Linked DNA regions of Homo sapiens: region 1 is linked to region 2. Evidence: chromatin loops called from intact Hi-C (ENCODE). Cell type or tissue: ascending aorta. All regions are shown on one strand. Links, peaks and the distances in the headings refer to the core of each region. The heading gives the core; the rest is flanking DNA.

What was found. A loop is a pair of places that touch in the nucleus more often than their neighbours do. Peaks named below come from ENCODE experiments on the same cell type or tissue, not always from the same donor. Only the 100,000 strongest peaks of a DNase experiment are listed, where the experiment ranks them.
Region 1: it touches region 2 in a loop (4-fold over the local background); 26 of 110 quality-filtered maps call a loop at or near these places.

The regions. Positions count from the first base shown.
Region 1 is chr7:139,676,593-139,684,929 of GRCh38, forward strand. All of the region lies in intron 2 of HIPK2 (homeodomain interacting protein kinase 2), which reads right to left. Among named protein-coding and RNA genes, the nearest start is that of HIPK2, 97 kb to the right of the region's middle. RefSeq lists enhancers at 3,906-5,105, 6,082-6,251. In ascending aorta, for the core only: no CTCF peak of the experiment used is centred there; DNase peaks (open chromatin) are centred at 3,689 and 4,349; H3K27ac peaks cover 4,785 bases.
Region 2 is chr7:139,728,069-139,736,405 of GRCh38, forward strand. All of the region lies in intron 1 of HIPK2 (homeodomain interacting protein kinase 2), which reads right to left. Among named protein-coding and RNA genes, the nearest start is that of HIPK2, 46 kb to the right of the region's middle. In ascending aorta, for the core only: no CTCF peak of the experiment used is centred there; DNase peaks (open chromatin) are centred at 3,153, 3,483, 4,303 and 6,543; H3K4me3 peaks cover 1,412 bases; H3K27ac peaks cover 7,502 bases.

The DNA of each region.
Region 1 (8,337 bases), core at 297-8,296, 51 kb before region 2:
CAGATCTGTTTATTTGGTTCAACAGACCAAAGCTAGATATGAGTCCCCCTTCTTCCAACATGCCATAGCACTTCTTTTCTGCAATGAAACACTCAGTAGGCATCTCTGGAGAGCAGGTGAAGTGCTCAGAAGGTACCCCACACAGTTCCTTGTACACAGTAGGTACTCGAAAAACATGTACTAAACTGAATTAAACTGAAATTAATAGTGCCATACATCTAATTGACAAATGAACACAAGTATTAGAACCATAGTATTTCTTTTTTTCTTTTTCTTTTTTTTTTTTTTGAGATAGTTTTGCTCTTGTTGCCCAGGCTGGAGTGCAATGGCATGATCTCGGCTCACTGCAACCTCCGCCTCCTGGGTTCAAGTGATTCTACTGCTTCAGCCTCCCGAGTAGCTGGGATTACAGGCATGCACCACCACACCTGGCTAATTTTGCATTTTTAGTGGAGATGGGGTTTCACCATGTTGGCCAGGCTGGTCTCGAACTCCTGACCTCAGGTGATCCACCCACCTCGGCCTTCCAAAGTGCTGGGATTACAGGCGTGAGCCACCACGCCCGGCCAAACCATAGTATTTCTAATGTGGGATGTGTGTGTATGTGTGTGTGTGTGTATGTAGAGAGAGAGGGGCTGATATTATATATATTATATATATATATGGAGACACACACACACACACACACATATATACACATTTTTTAAACAACAATAATGATCCTGTGACCATCCTTCTAGCTGGGTAAAGTGACTTCATTTAGTGAGAAAATGTCTTAGTTCGTTTGTGCTACTATAAAACAACACCCAACATTGGGTAATTTATAAAGTTTATTTCTCACAGTTCTGGTGGCTGGGAAGTTCAAGATCAAGGTGCCGGCATTTGGTGTCTGGGGAGGGCCTTCTTGCTGAGCCCTCACACAGCGGAAGGCAGAAGGTCAAGAGAGCAAGCTAAGCTAACAGCTACATGAAGCCACTTTTCTATTATTTTTTTTAAATTATACTTTAAGTTCTGGGATACATGTGCAGAACGTGCAGGTTTGGTACATAGGTATACATGTGCTATGATGGTTTGCTGCACCCATCAACCAGTTATCTACATTAGGTATTTCCCCTAATGCTATCCCTCCCCTAGCCCGCCACAGTAATGGAATTGCTGGGTCAAATGGTATTCCTGGTTCTAGATCCTTGAGGAATCACCACACTGTCTTCCACAATGGTTGAACTAATTTACACTCCCAACAACAGTGTGAAAGTGTTCCTATTTCTCCACATCCTCTCCAGCATCTGTTGTTTCCTGACTTTTTAATGATCGCCATTCTAACTGGTGTGAGATGGTATCTCATTGTGGTTTTGATTTGCATTTCTCTGATGACCAGTGATGATGAGCTTTTTTTCATATGTTTGTTGGCTGCATAGATGTCTTCTTTCGAGAAGTGTCTGTTCATATCCTTCGGCCACTTTTTGATGGGGTTGTTTGTTTTTTTCTTGTAAATTTGTTTAAGTTCTTTGTAGATTCTGGATATTAGCCCTTTGTCAGATGGATAGATTGCAAAATTTTTCTCCCATTCTGTAGGTTGCCTGCTCACTGTGATGATAGTTTCTTTTGCTGTGCAGAAGCTCTTTAGTTTAATTAGATCCCATTTGTCAATTTTGGCTTTTGTTGCCATTGCTTTTGGTGTTTTAGTCATGAAGTCTTTGCCATGCCTATGTCCTGAATGGTATTGCCTAGGTTTTCTTCTAGGGTTTTTATATTTTTGTATAAGGTATAAGGAAGGGGTCCAGTTTCAGTTTTCTGCATATGGCTAGCCAGTTTTCCCAACATCATTTATTAAATAGGGAATCCTTCCCCACTGCTAGTTTTTGACAGGTCTGTCGGAGATCAGATGGTTGCAGATGTGTGGCATTATTTCTGAGGCCTCTGTTTTGTTCCATTGGTCTATATAACTGTTTTGGTACCAGTACCATGCTGTTTTGGTTACTGTAGCCTTGTAGTATAGTTTGAAGTCAGGTAGCATGATGCCGCTAGCTTTGTTCTTTTTGCTTAGGATTGTCTTGGCTATACAGGCTCTTTTTTGGTTCCATATGAAATTTAATTCTGTGAAGAAAGTCAGTGGTAGCTTGATGGGGATAGCACTGAATCTATAAATTACTTTGGGCAGTATGGCCATTTTTACAATATTTATTCTTCCTATCCATGAGCATGGAATGTTCTTCCATTTGTTTGTATCCTCTTCTATTTCATTGAGCAGTGGTTTGTAGTTCTCCTTGAAGAGGTCCTTCACATCCCTTGTAAGTTGGATTCCTAGGTATTTTATTCTCTTTATAGCAATTGTGACTGGGAGTTCACTCATGATTTGGCTCTCTGTTTGTCTATTATTGGTGTATAAGAATGCTTGTGATTTCTGCACATTGATTTTGTATCCTGAGACTTTGCTGAAGTTGCTTATCAGCTTAAGGAGATTTTGGGCTGAGACGATGGGGTTTTTTAAACACACAATCATGTCATCTGCAAAGAGAGACGATTTGATTTCCTCTCTTCCTACTTGAATACGTTTTATTTCTTTCTCTTGCCGGATTGCCCTGGCCAGAACTTCCAATACTATGTTGAATAGGCGTGGTGAGAGAGGGCATCCTTGTCTTGTGCCAGTTTTCAAAGGGAATGATGAAGCCTCTTTTCTAAAGGGCCTTAAACCCATTCACCAGGGAGAAGCCTTCACGGCCTAATCACCTCTTAAAGGCCCTATCTTTTAATACTCTCACATTGGCAACACCTGAATTTTGAAGGGGACCCATTAAAACCATAGCAACAAACAATTATAAAGATTATGCTAAGAAGATGTGGGTACTTCGGGTAGACAGAGAAGTGTAAATGGGGTTAGGAATTGCATTAGGAACACTATATGCTCAGAAATACCAATCTTTAAATTAAACAACCTATCGAACTGCCTTTACATGGTGCACTGCTGGTTATAAATGTGCAATACCTGATGGGGGGAAAATTCCAGGAGAGCTTATAAAAGCATGCTAGAAGCATTAAAATTTTCCAGCCATTTCATTATTTGTCATTCAGCAAATGTTAATATTTCTCTTTGTATTCCTACTGAAGCTTGAAATTAACATGGCTTTTTGTTTATTTCTTCATTTCTGCCTCCTTGTCAGCTCATCTCAGGAATGCAGTTGGTTAGCTAGCTGCTGCAGAGCCAAATAAAAAAGCCTAAAGAAACTCAAACATTGACTGGCAAAAGGCTCTGCATGAAAAGGCATTTGTTTTTTAACCTCTCAGAAGTAGAACATTTAGCTTAAAATAAATATTTAACATCTAGGATGCTTTTATCAAGAATCATTTTGACATGGACATTAGTCTTTATCCCAAAAGCCAGATACCCTGGGGAGCAAAGTTCGCTGCAAATGTATGCAAAGGAATAGCGTGTGCAGGATACAAGGAGGCCGGAAGGCCGGAAAGCAGGGGGAGTACAGGATTTCCTAAGGTAAACCGATCTCTTAAGAATGCCTGTTCCCCTCCCGCAAATAATCATTAAACAGAATTCAGCATAAGTTCAGCATTTTCAAGTCACTCAGGGACACAGGTACCCGGGAATGTTCCCTCTGCCCCTGGACTGTTTGTGTTGGATTCCAGCCTGGCTCCTCCTGTCCCCCGACTGCAGGACTGTTTCCCACATGGAATCACGATTCAGTCACGATTAACACCCTCCCCACAGCGTGGCTGGTGCCCAAGCAGCCCCAGTAGGGCTTGGGCCTTGTGGAGGAGAGCCCTCCCCTGGGTGAACAACCCAGACAAGCCAAGTCAACTCTGGTTTTGGGATCGAACATTAAATTCACGTCACTGGCTTTAATTCTTTCCTTACCAGGTGCCTTGGGTTTTGAGGGGATGCTGTTTTATGAGGGCTTTTGTGAGGGCCAGGGATGTTTTCAAAACTACAGGGCTTGGCAGACATGGGTACTGAATGTCCCCAGGAACAAAGTAACCAGGGATTGTGTCCAAAACTGGCTTGAAGAAATGCCTCAAATGTAGCAAATCATTTTTTAAAATTCATGTTAAGATCGGCCAACAGCCTTCAGAAGACAGAACCTTTTTCATGTCTGTGGCATGTGTGTGTTCACGTGTGCTTCCTGAATTTCCCAACCAGGACATGAAGAGCACAGCCCACTGGGATTTTTTTGCTGGTGGCTTCCCATTTGGGAACAGGCTCTGAGAGACAATCTGAGCGGGCTTCCTGTGTTGTCTGAGGCCAGCTTCCACAGGGCTGCCATCAGTCAGCCCATTACTCAGCCATGGGCCCAGTGAGGCAGCCACAGGGCCACTGTGCTACAAGCACCCTCCCCGCCCCTGGTTTTCGTGCCATGGGTTTCCTGTGGAGAACATCGTCACGCTATATTCATCTTTCCTCTTAGCTGGCGCTGAGTCACTCCATGATAAAGCCACTCTTCAAGCTCTATTTTGGGTACACTTTACACTCTGAGGGAGCCGGTAACACATCTCTCCTGATATAAATGTACAGGAGAGCCCGTCAACCACAGCTCTCTGATGGAGCCTACAAGTTGCAATTGGGTCAATGTTTTCACTGCCACAGCACTTAATCACTTGAAAACTTTATCTAAACTTGTGAAGTTTTCCCTGCTTTTAGCTTTTCATTCTTTTTGGCCTGTTTTGATAACAGAAGCATGCTGCCGTCCATCCCAGGTCAGAGCTGGTGGCAGGAGAGAGGTGGGTGGGAGAGGAGGGAGGACACAGCCCACTTCTCAGGTCCTTCTAAATGGTCTTTATTAGCGGATTTCAAAATTTTGCAGTGAAATTATCAGAACACCTGGCACCTCCACATTTAAATGGAAGCACAAACCCAATTCCAAAGCCAAAGGCTTCTTCCGGAACCCCTGCTGTTTTCTATAATCAGCGCCAGTGCTGCACTCCCCTCGCCTCCTCCCGCTCAGTGTGGGTGTCAAGAGGTGACCACAAAAGAGGCTGCTCAACATCACCTGAGAACAAAGCCTCCTTTCCTGCAATTCCAAATTGACTTTTGCTGTACAAGAAAATTAAGGATGCTGTGGCTACCACCAGAGAGCACATTTAAAACTCCTCACATGAAAGGCCCTTGCACTCCTGGGAAAAATATTCTCACTTTAAGGAGAGTCACAGCGTGCGGAGCCTGGACTTTCCATGCACCAAGCCCTGGGTCCATGCAGCCACCACTGCTCCAGGGAGCAGAAGGTCTGATGTTCTCTGAGCTGGAATCTTCCTACATTTCTTTGTCCACTGACTGGGGGCCCTGGTTCTAGGACAGCATCTCCCCTGGTGCTGGAGGTGCTCAAACCACCATGGCCTGGCCTGAGTGGGCTCTATCTTTTCCAGGGCAGGCATCACAGTGGAGCCCTCGGATCTGGCTGACACTCCTGTTACTCGTGCACGGCTTATGTCATGCTGGTACAGACCCTGGGCCATGTAGAGGACTCATGGTGAGATGCCAATGTGGCTACTGCCCCAGCTTCTGCCCTCACTTGGCACATACCATAGACCACGTTGCTTCCACTCCTCAGAAGGAAAACCCCCTCTATTGCCAAGCTGTTCAATATTCACGACAGGCAAGGTCCTTATGATTCAGTCCTGTTACCTCTCCAGCCTCATCATCCACCACATGCCCTCACTCACTCACTCATCAAACATCCACTGAGAGCCCATAGTGAGTCAAGACCTGGGCTTGGCACCAGGAACACTGGGTAAAACCCATCTCTAGCCTCAAGAAACTCATCCATGAGCAGGGGTAGCCAGACCTGTAACTATACATGTGCAATGAGGGGTTGGAATGAAGGGCTCTGTTGAGGCACCTAGGACAGAGATGTCAGTTCCACCTTCTTCAGGTGCAGTGTGGACACCACCTCTTACGGGAAGCTTTCCCTCATCCCTCCCGCTGCGTGCCTGTGCCCTCCTCTGGGTCCCTGTGGTGGGTGGGGCCGTAATGACTGTGCTTGACTGCTCCTCAAGAGCAGGAACACTGTTTTACTCATCTCCTCCCCACAGCACCCTGCACCATGTCCTGCCACACAGTAAGTGCTCCATGCATGTTTATTGTTTCAAATGCGCCTAATGGTAAATCTCAGACTCTGAGTCAATGGCAATCTCCCAAAAGCACTGTGTTAAGGACCCGCGTTCCCCTTTCTTCTAACAGAGGGGACAGAAGGCGCTGGAAGACTCCAGTCAGGACATGTGACTGCTGGAGCAAGCCTAGCTGCTCATGAGCTGTGTGCATTCCAGAGATGCTTCTGGCCCCTCTTGCCCCTTGTCCCCTCCTCTGTAGGACAGTGGAGGGCCCCCTGGCATCACAGGGCCACAGACAGGAAGTGGGGTGGAGCAAGAGAGGCTGGTCCTTTCTGGGAAATGACAGAGCAGCAAGAACCAGACTTTCTGGTGGGAGAGAAAGGAGAATGTGTGTTCTCTCTTAAATATAAGGCATTTTTACCACCAACACGCCACTCAGTAAGGTCACTCCTGGGTTGATGAACAAAACCTTGCTGTTTGTACAATATTTAGCATTACCTGGAAGGGCCTGGCTCTCACCTCGGAGCCTGGACGTGACCTGCTTCATGCTTAACTATATAACACGCGTGCCACACACGAGGATAAAAATGCGAACAGAGACTGCATTAGCTGCCTGTTAATGTGTAACAAGGTACCGCAAAACTTAGTGCCTTAAAATAACCATTACTTCATGGTTGCTCTAGGCCAGTGCTTCAGCAGCGGCCTAGCCGGGTCTGGTGCAGGGTCCCTCATGAGGCTGCGATCAAGATGTTTCCAAGCTCCCCAAGGCAGCTGCGGTCTGTGAGCCTCAGCTCCTCCCTACGGGGGCCTCCACAGGACTGCTCACAACACGGGAGCCAAAGCGAGAAATACCAGAGAGAGAGACACACGCATACCAAGACAGAAGCTGCAGAACCTCTCAGAATCTAATCTTGGAAGTGAAACACCGTCATTTCTGCCAGATTCTCTGGGTCACACAGACCAATCCTGGTGAATACCAGGAGGTGAGGGTCATTAGGGGCCTTCCTGGAGGTTGGCTGCCACTGTCATACCCTGGCAATGGCATTCATACCATTGGCAGGCAATGGCATGTCATACAGCTTCATGAGGGTTGGCTATGTCCTTTCCAGAGTAAAATAGATAGATTCATTATTCTGTATTACACCAACAGTTAGGTCTTACTCACTCTCCTGTGGTTTTGAAGGGCTACAAATACTTTAGAAAATAGTTTTAAACACTGAATGGGCTTGGAATTTGGGGAGGGGCATATATATAGAGAGACATACCTCATTATATTGCCCCTAGCTTGACTGAGCTTTGCAGATACCATGATTTTTTTTTTTTACACAAATTGAAGGTTTGTGGCAACCGTGCATCGAGCCGGTCTATCAGTACCATTTTTCCAAAAGCATGTGCTCACTTCATGTCTCTGTGCCACATTTTGGTAATTCTCACAATATTTCAAACTTTTTCATCATTGTGATATCTGTTATGGTGACCTGTGATTAATGATCTTTGATGTTACTATTGTAATGGTACTTGTGTGCCATGAATTGCACCCATATAAGATGGCAAACTTAATCAAACATGTGGTGTGTATTCCATCTATGAGCTGTTCCCCCATCTCTCTCCTTCTTCTCGGGCCTCTCTCTTCTCTGAGATACAATAATATGGAAATTAGGCCAATTAATAATCCTACAATGACTTCTAAGTGTTCAAGCGAAAGAAAGAGTTGCATGTCTCTCATTTTAAATCAAAAGCTAGTAATGATTGAGCTTAGTGAGGAAGGTATGTCAAAAGCTGACACAGGGCTGGTTGTGGTGGCTCATGCCTGTAATCCCAGCACTTTGGGAGGCTAAGGCGGGAGGACTGCTTGAGGCCAGGAGTTTGAGACCAGCCTGGATGACACAGTGAGACCCTATCTCTACAAACAAAATATTTTAAAAAATTAGCTGGACATAGTGATGTGTACCTATAGTCCTAGGTACTCTGGATGCAGGAGAATCACTTGAATCCAGGAGTTTGAGGTTGCAGTAGCCTATGATTGCACCAATGCACTCCAGCCTGGACAACAGAGAGAGACTGTCTTAATAACATAAAAAAAGCTGAGACAGGCTGAATGCTAGGTCTCTTGTGCCAAACAGCCAAGTTGTGAATGCAAAGAAAACATTCTTGAAAGAAATTAAAAGTGCTACTCCAGTGAACACAGGAATGATAAGAAAGTAAAATGGCCTTACTGCTGATATGGAGAAGGTTTTTTAGTGGTCTGGATAGAAGATCCAACCAGCCACAACACTCCCTTCA
Region 2 (8,337 bases), core at 228-8,227:
AGCTGGGATTACAGGTGTGCGCCATCATGCCTGCCTAATTTATTTTTATTTTTTTATAGAGACGGGGTCTCCCTATGTTGTCCAGGCTGGTCTCGAACTCCTGGGCTCAAGCGATCCTCCTGCCTCACACTCTCAAGGTGCTGGGATTACAGGTGTGAGCCACTGTGCCTGGCTGGGTTAAGAACCTTATTTAGAAAAACACAAAACACCACTTTCTAAACATAGCATATGAATCTGCCAGGGTTGGGGTACCAAAGCACCACTGACTGGGCAGCCTAAACAGCAGACGCTGTCTCACAGTTCAAGAAGCTGGAGTCCAAGACCAAGGTGTCAGCAGGGCTGGTTCCTTCTGAGGGCTGGAAGGGAAGGGTCTGTTCTAGGCCTCCCTCCTTGGCTCACTGATGACTGTCTTCTCTGTGTGTCTCTTCACATCATCTTCCCTCTGTGTGTATCTGTGTCCAAATTTCCCTTTTAATAAGGACATCAGTTGTATTGGGTTAGGGCCCACCCTGATGACCTCACTTTAACCTGATTCCTTCTATAAAGTCCCTACCTCCAAATAAAGTCACATTCTGAGATATGGAAGGTTAGGAATTTAAGATATGAATTTGGCAGGGGGGAAACACAATTCAACCCATAACAATAGTTTTAAGGAAACCAAAAGCATTTTACTAAAGTATAATTTTCTCAGGTTAAATAATTACCATATTCCAAAAGAAGTCTCTTCGGTTTTCCCTTCTTGGAGATAAGACATTTCACTTTGTGCTTTCTCTATATCTTACCTTAAAGGACCTATAAGTTCATTTCAATTAGTCTAATATCATAGCTGGAAACAAGTAAAAGCATACTATCTACTTTAAATTAAGCTCTGCATGAGTTGATGTTACAACGCTTCTGAAAAAGGCCATATAGGAATGTATCTCTCAATCTACTGAGGAGCAACTGTAGTCACTTTGGTATAAAAGAGAATTGGAGCCAGGTTCAGTGGCTCACACCTGTAATTCCAATGCTTTGGGAGGCCGCGATGGGTGGACTGCTTGAGCCCAGAAGTTCAAGACCAACCTGGGCAACATGGTGAAATCCTGTCTCTACAAAAAACAAAAAAAATTAGCCAGGTGTGGTGGTGCACACCCATAGTCCCAGCTATTCGGGAGGCTGAGGTGGGAGGATCACTTGAAGCTGGGAGGTAGAGGTTGCAGCAAGCTGTGATTGCAACACTGCATTCCAGCCTGGGTGACAGAGTAGACCCTGTCTCTGAGAGAGAGAGAGAGAGAGAGAGAGAGAGAGAGAGAGAGAGAGAGAGAGAGAGAGAGAGAATTGGGAGTGGCTTATTAATAACACAAAAACTAGGTTTCCAGTTTTGATTCTGTGTGTGTCTGAGGCAGAACCTAAGTAGGCCCCAAAAGCCACCTCAAGAGTGGCTGGCAGTGGGCGGCCAAGTTCAGGCCACCCCTCTTCATGCCCCTCAGCATCGAGGAGGAGCCCCGGCTTGGTTCTTCCTCGTGTGCCCTCTCTCACCTGCCATCCACATTGTTCTGTTTTTCAACACTGCATTTTCTTTCCAATGGAGGATCTCAAGAAGACAACCTTTTAAATAAACGTGGTGGGATGAAAAAGGCAAACACCCACAAACTATGAAAACAAAATCAGCTGTACTTCTGGTTTCAACCCAGAGGAATTCCATTTAAATCCACATTTTTTCAAAGATCTAGAAGGCTGCTTACCTTGTCCCTGAAATGTTCTAAATAAGGACGGTTAAAGTTTCAGCAGTACCAGTTTTCAGGTGTTTGAATCACAAACCTTTACGAAAGAAAGCACCTTCCCTGAATTTTTCAGCCACTTCCTAACATGACATACCAATGTCCCTCCATTCACTACTGGTTCAAAATCCTCACTGACCACCTCAAGAGACAAGTAAACCAGACCTGCAGCAGATACTGAGGAGGCCAGGTGTGTGCCTGGCAACGGAAGGTAAGCCTCAGATGGACTTTTCCTATCCTTTAGAAATGTTTGGTAAAGTCTAAATCAAGACTAAAAATCTGGTAGGCTTTTTCTCTTCTGAGCAAGAGTGAATTTGTTAGCCTTAAATGTCTGGTACTATGTTGGTAAAGTAAAATGATGCGTTTTACTAGCCAAACACCCATTTCCGGCCCAGTCCACAGCTGAGGTGCCTTTTTGAGCTACCTCAGGTTCTACTTCAGAAATGTTTGTGGCACACAGAATCAGAACTGGAAATCTACTCTATTCTTTCCCATTTTGGTGTTCTTGTTACCATGTCACTGCAATTTTTTCTCTCTTTTTTTTTTTTTGGAGACAAAGTCTCACTCTGTCGCCCAGGCTGGAGTGCAGTGGTGAGATCTCGGCTCACTGCAACCTCCACCTCCCAGGTTCAAGCAATTCTCCTGCCTCAGCCTCCCGAGTAGTGGGGATTACAGGCATGAGCCAACATGCCCGGCTAATTTTTGTATTTTTAGTAGAGATGGGGTTTCACCATGTTGGCCAGGCTGGTCTCAAACTCCTGACCTCTGGTGATCCACCTGCCTTGGCTTCCCAAAGTGCTAGGATTATAGGCATGAGCCATCGCACCTGGCCCTAATTTTCATTTAAACTAAAAACTGTGTAGATTCTATTACTATGTGTCCTCCCAAAAGATATGTTAAGTCCTAACCCCCAGTACCTGTGAATGTGATCTTTTTTGGAAATGGGGTCTTTTCAGAGGTAATCAAGTTACAATAAATTCATTAAGGTGAGCCGTAATCCCATATGACTGGTGTCCTTGTAAGAGGAGACACAGACATACACACAGAGTGCGGGCCACACATCGACAGAGGCAGAGACTGGAGCAATGCAGCTGTAACCCAAGGGATGCCCAGCATTGTTGGGAGCCATCAGAAGCCGAGAGAAGGCAAGAAGGGGATTTACCTGGAGTCTTCGAGGGAACGTGGCCCTGCCAACTCCTCCAAAACTGTGAGAGAAGACATTTCTGTTGTTTTAGGCCACCTATTAATAGTTTGTGTTAATTTGTTACAGTCACCCTATGAAACTAGTACCCTCTGCAAAATAAGTCAGGATGTATTTCATTGAAAAGGCATGTCTGTACTCAAGCTATGATAAAGTATTTATAACAATCGCAAAGTGACGCTGGCCAAATGGCAGGTTGCCCTCTCAGCCTCCCGGCCTGTGTCTGTGGCCTCTTGGTTAAAAAGCAACAGAAGCATCTACAGCTTTACTCCCACGTTTTAGTCTTAATTCCTGCCAGGGCACTATACACCTCCTCTCCTTATGCAAATATATTTGTTCATTGTGATTGAGGTTTGACTTCAAAACAACAAAATTTCTAAGGAAGGCATCTAAAGTTCGATCTGTTCTCATCAGTGACGTCCACAGTTAAGAGGCCACAGACGGCACTTCCTCAAACCTGCCTTTTCTAAACCTCAACTTCTTGCTGAGTTATACAAAGGAACCAGGACAAAGGGCCGCCAAATGGGTTCTGCGCTCAGTGCAACACCTGTTTGCACACCCCTTGTACTCATGTTTATGTATTTCTTTGAGCATTTCTCTCACAGGCTGTTCTCTAACTGCAAAGAAAACTTTGTGAAAGATGTTTTGCAGACACAGTGATGCCGGGGATGTGAGATGCAGATAACCCTTTCCCCCAGGCTCTCTTTAAATACAGGATTCATTTCATCCCCTTCTTAAAGCACAATAATCCATCCTTCTTACTTGATTTAAATAGCAACTGCTATTTACAACAGGAGCTCCATGTTACAACTGTTTTGTTCCTTGGAGAATTGTTTCATTCCCCTCAGTTGCCTTTAACTGACACCTGACTAAACTCAATTAGGGATCACTTCGGGAAAGGTACCACCTCCACAACTCGCAGGGAGAGGGAAGAGCAGGAAGAAACGAAAGGAAGAAAGCTGGAGTGTGGGGAAAGTTGGCACGGATGCTGAGAGGAAAAGGAAAAAGAAACTAAAGATGAGAAAAAGGTGAGAAAAGAGAAGGCAAGTGAAATTATATTGGAGCACACTAAGAATAATAAAGTAGCATTGTAATGTGCTTTGTAAACTATAAAGCATAATAAAAATGCAATGTGGTATTATTTGCAATATTTAAATAGGTGCTTTTGTGTGTGTGTTTGTGGATATGAAAATCAGCTGGTACAGGGATCCCTTGGCAGGGCAACCAGTGGCCCATTCTAAGCTGTGCAAATTAAAGTGGGTTCTTTGGTCTGTTGCAAGGACATTTTTCTACTGTGAGTCACTGTCATCAAGCCAGTCCTGGCGTTATTACCCAACAACTCCATGGCACGGAGCCACTTACACCCAGTGCTGGGAGGAGGTGCCCACTCAGATAATACTGGTTCTTGTAGCGGGGCGCCTTCCCCACGTACATCTAAGATGTCTGATAGCTCTCCTATGTCTTGCTTTAAAACAGACAGGATGGCATTTGGTGATGTAGGCCATCCCTATCTTCATAGGGGTCTGTATTCCAAGAGCTAATTTTCAGATTGTTTCTGCATTCTCAACAACTAGGTCAGATGCCAGTGCTGCCCTTTCTAGCTCTGTGATCTCAGCAAGTTACTTAACCCCTTTCTGCCTCAATCCCCTCATCTCTAAAGTGGAGACAGTAATCATATTTCATAGGGTCCTTGTGAGGAGTAAATGAACATATATATATATAACTATATATAACATATATTATATATGACATTATATAACATATAATATATATAACATATTATATATATATGTGTGTGTGTGTGTGTGTGTGTGTATAAAATAGTGAGTCCCTGATATGGTTTGGATCAGTGTCCCCACCCAAATCTTAAATTGTAATCCCCAGTGTTGGAGGTGGGGCCTGGTGGGAGGTGACTGGATCATGCGGGTGGTTTCTCAAGAATGGTTTAGCACCATTCATCTTGGTACTGTCCTTGCAACGGGAGTGAGTTTTCTTGTGAGATCTGGTGGCTTAAAAGTGTGTGGCACCTCCCCCCTCACTCTCTCTTGCTCCTGCTCTGGCCATGTGAAAGGCTGGCTCCTCCTTCACCTTCCACCATGACTGTAAGTTTCCTGAGGCCTCCCCAGAAACTGAGCAGATGCTAGCATCATGCTTCTTGTACAGCCTGCAGAACCAGAAGCCAATTAAACCTCTTTTCTTTATAAATTACCCAGACTCAGGTATTTCTTTATAGCAATGCAAGAATGGACTAATACAGTCCTAAACAAGCGTTTAGTGAAAACTGAGGGGAGGGTGGTCAGCTAGCTCCCAGAGGCCTAGCTAACACAGAATAGAATTTACTTTCAAAGCTTCTGCATCTCTTTTCCATGTAACATTTTAACCAAAAGCACTATCCTTGGTCATAACTGAGACCCAGTTTCTATGTACAATATGCTTATTGCAGATTTGTATCTACTGTATAAACAATGATCTCAACTTTTTTGATTAAGCACTTAATCAGGGGAAAAGAGAACACTCCTGATATATGTGATTTTTATAATTAAAAATAATCTATGTTTTACTTTCCAATACAGTATTGTTAACCAAAAACACAAATATAGAAAAATTTAAAGGATAAAGTGAGATAAAATATACATATTCAAATTTTCTTCTGTATCCTAATACGTTGTCTTGCACCCATTACTTTGAAAAGCTGTGCTGTAATTCAGGTAAGCTAAGCCATGTAACTTAGAATTAGTCTTGGCCAAATGATCCACCTTGGACAATAAGAAGTACGCAAGAAGTAGCATTCTCAGGCAAAAGCCTTTCCGGCCAGTGTGTGACTCCTCTTTCCCTTATATTACGGTAACCAACCATGGTCTGGGGAGGAGCAGCTCCTTTGCCTGGTCAGTGAAAGAGGGTAACAAAGAGCAGAGACCCCAGCTGACCCAAGATGTGGCGCAAGTGTGAAGCAAACCTCTGTTGTTTGTTACTGCTGTACAACTTAGGCCATCCTAACCAGTGCTGGAATATTCGTTAATGCTGCCATCCCTAATGAGTCACAATTAACGTGGTTTAGTGTAATTCTATTGTGAGGCACAGCATGCTCACCTAGCAAAACCAGAGCACACGTTTTTAAAGACAACGTTAAAATTCCGAAATAGTTCAGTCCCTTTCTTCCATGTTTTAGCATCACTTCCATTCCCCAGGAGAATGCTTCAGGAGATCAATGTGTCAAATGATGAAACTACTCTCATCACCACCAGTGTTAGTGATTTCAAGTGTGCACGTACTAATCCCCCACCTAATAACTTTTCTGAACAAGTGGAAGGCACGGGATCTTCAGTGACAAATGCTCTGGTTTGGTTTGCAAACTTTGACGCAAATCACTCTCTGGTGACTAAAATTGGAAGATGCCCTACAGGAGTCTGGCACTGCTGCATACAGGCCTAAGTGCCCCCATGGGAGAATCAGCTTTTACCCTGGGCTGATGTTTTCTCTGGGAAAAATGGACTTTCCACACCCTGCCCCCTAAATGCATTCCCATGCTCCATGACGCCACGGTTGTGCTCTTGGTAAAGAATATTTAAGTTCTGACATCATGATAACCATGGGTATTATTCATGGTAAGCTCACAAGCCTGGGAAGGCACATTCTGTACTCTCTTTATCACTGAAGTCAGCAATGGTTTTAAAAATAGCATGGCTCACACACCCAGGGGACCACTGATTCATTAATGGCCAAATACACACTACTGTGGACTCCTAACTTGTATGGTGTTTTAGATTGTGATTTCTAGAATCAAGGCACACACATTTATCATTTCCCTCATAGGAGTGTTATGCTGTACTAATTTATAAATAGAGATCTGCAGATCCTAAATGAAGGAACCCTCAAAAATTACAAAACCAGGATTTGACAAGCCGTATGATTTGTGACTCCAAAATGACGTAAAATGTAATTAATGAGAATATCTACCAACTTGGTATAACTATGATATGTCATACCTAAATAAAGAGAGATGATGTTACAAAGATAATTGACACTAATCTTAGTGAAGTCTAGAAGTAAGTCATAGGTTTTTCACTGTCGAGGGGGGAAGGGAATATTTGATTCTAGATATCCCATGCAGGTTCTTTAAGAGAAGTATCCCATGAGCAGAGAATGTTTTCATGATTTATAAATACATTTAGAAGTACATGACGACTTAAGCCTTTTGCTTAAATTCTGTGCTAAATAAGCAACTTTCTCATCTCTTACTGGGATTCCAGAGAGGACCTTCTGACCAAGGAGAAAATACCTTGATATGTAGGCCTAGCTTCTCTGGATGCTAGGATTATCTCTCTTTAAATGATTCAGATTGATCCATCAGCCTTTTATAGAATTAGTTAGTATGAACCAGTCTTTTAGAACCCAATAATCCTTAAATTTATGGAGTCAAATTTCCAAATCTGCTAGGCTGAGGACTGTAGAGGACAGAGTGAGCAGCATCCAGGAATATCTGCTGAGCACCTACGATGTCCAAGCACCACCCCAAGAGTGGCAGGTGACCACTGGCATTGTGAAAGAAAGGGCTACCTGTTTTTCAGGTCAACAGGACGAGATGGGCCAAGGGGAGAAGAGATAACTGACCACAGAAGGAAGTCGCAACTGTTGCCCATTGAACGGTGCAGGCTTCAGAGAGTGGATGGAGTGCTCTCAGAGTCAGCGACCCCTTTACACACGAGAGTGCACCCCAAGGCGAAGCCAGGGGTGAGCTGAAACACAGAGGCCAGTGAGCACTGGGTTCCAGGGACAGATGAGACCCATTTTTATTTAAGATTCATAAGCCATCCACTGCCTACAGGACCTGGGATAGTGTGCAGATACAATACAAAGCACAATATGAAAATAAGATAAAACAGGACCAAACCCATCTAAGGGAACATCAGGAAGAATAAAACCATGCCTGTGGTTGAGGGCTCTGCATTGCAGTGAGTGACAAAAGGGTCTGGAAAGGCTGGAGTCAGCGTGGCAGGTCTTTGGTGCCTAGTTTCGATTTTGTTCTGTTGAGGAGTCACAGGAGGTGGCTGAGAGGGGAGGGAGGAATGGTACCACTTCTGAGTGGGAAATGAAAGCATGTGGCCAGGGGCTTGGCACCCACCATGAAGGCGCATCTGAGAGGCGATAGGAACCTGCAGGGAAGGTGCAGACAACAAACTAGAGGGATGACCCAAAGACCCTGGCACTGACAGGTAGGAAAGGAACCACGATAATGTGGAAGCCACAGGATCAGGTGACAGGAGAATGAAGGGAAGGCTGGTCCCCTTTGGCGTCCTTGCTGACTTCAAGTGGCAGAGGAAGGCATGACCTGGTAGACAGAGGGGCCAATGCCCTGAAGAAGCATTCACCAGGGCA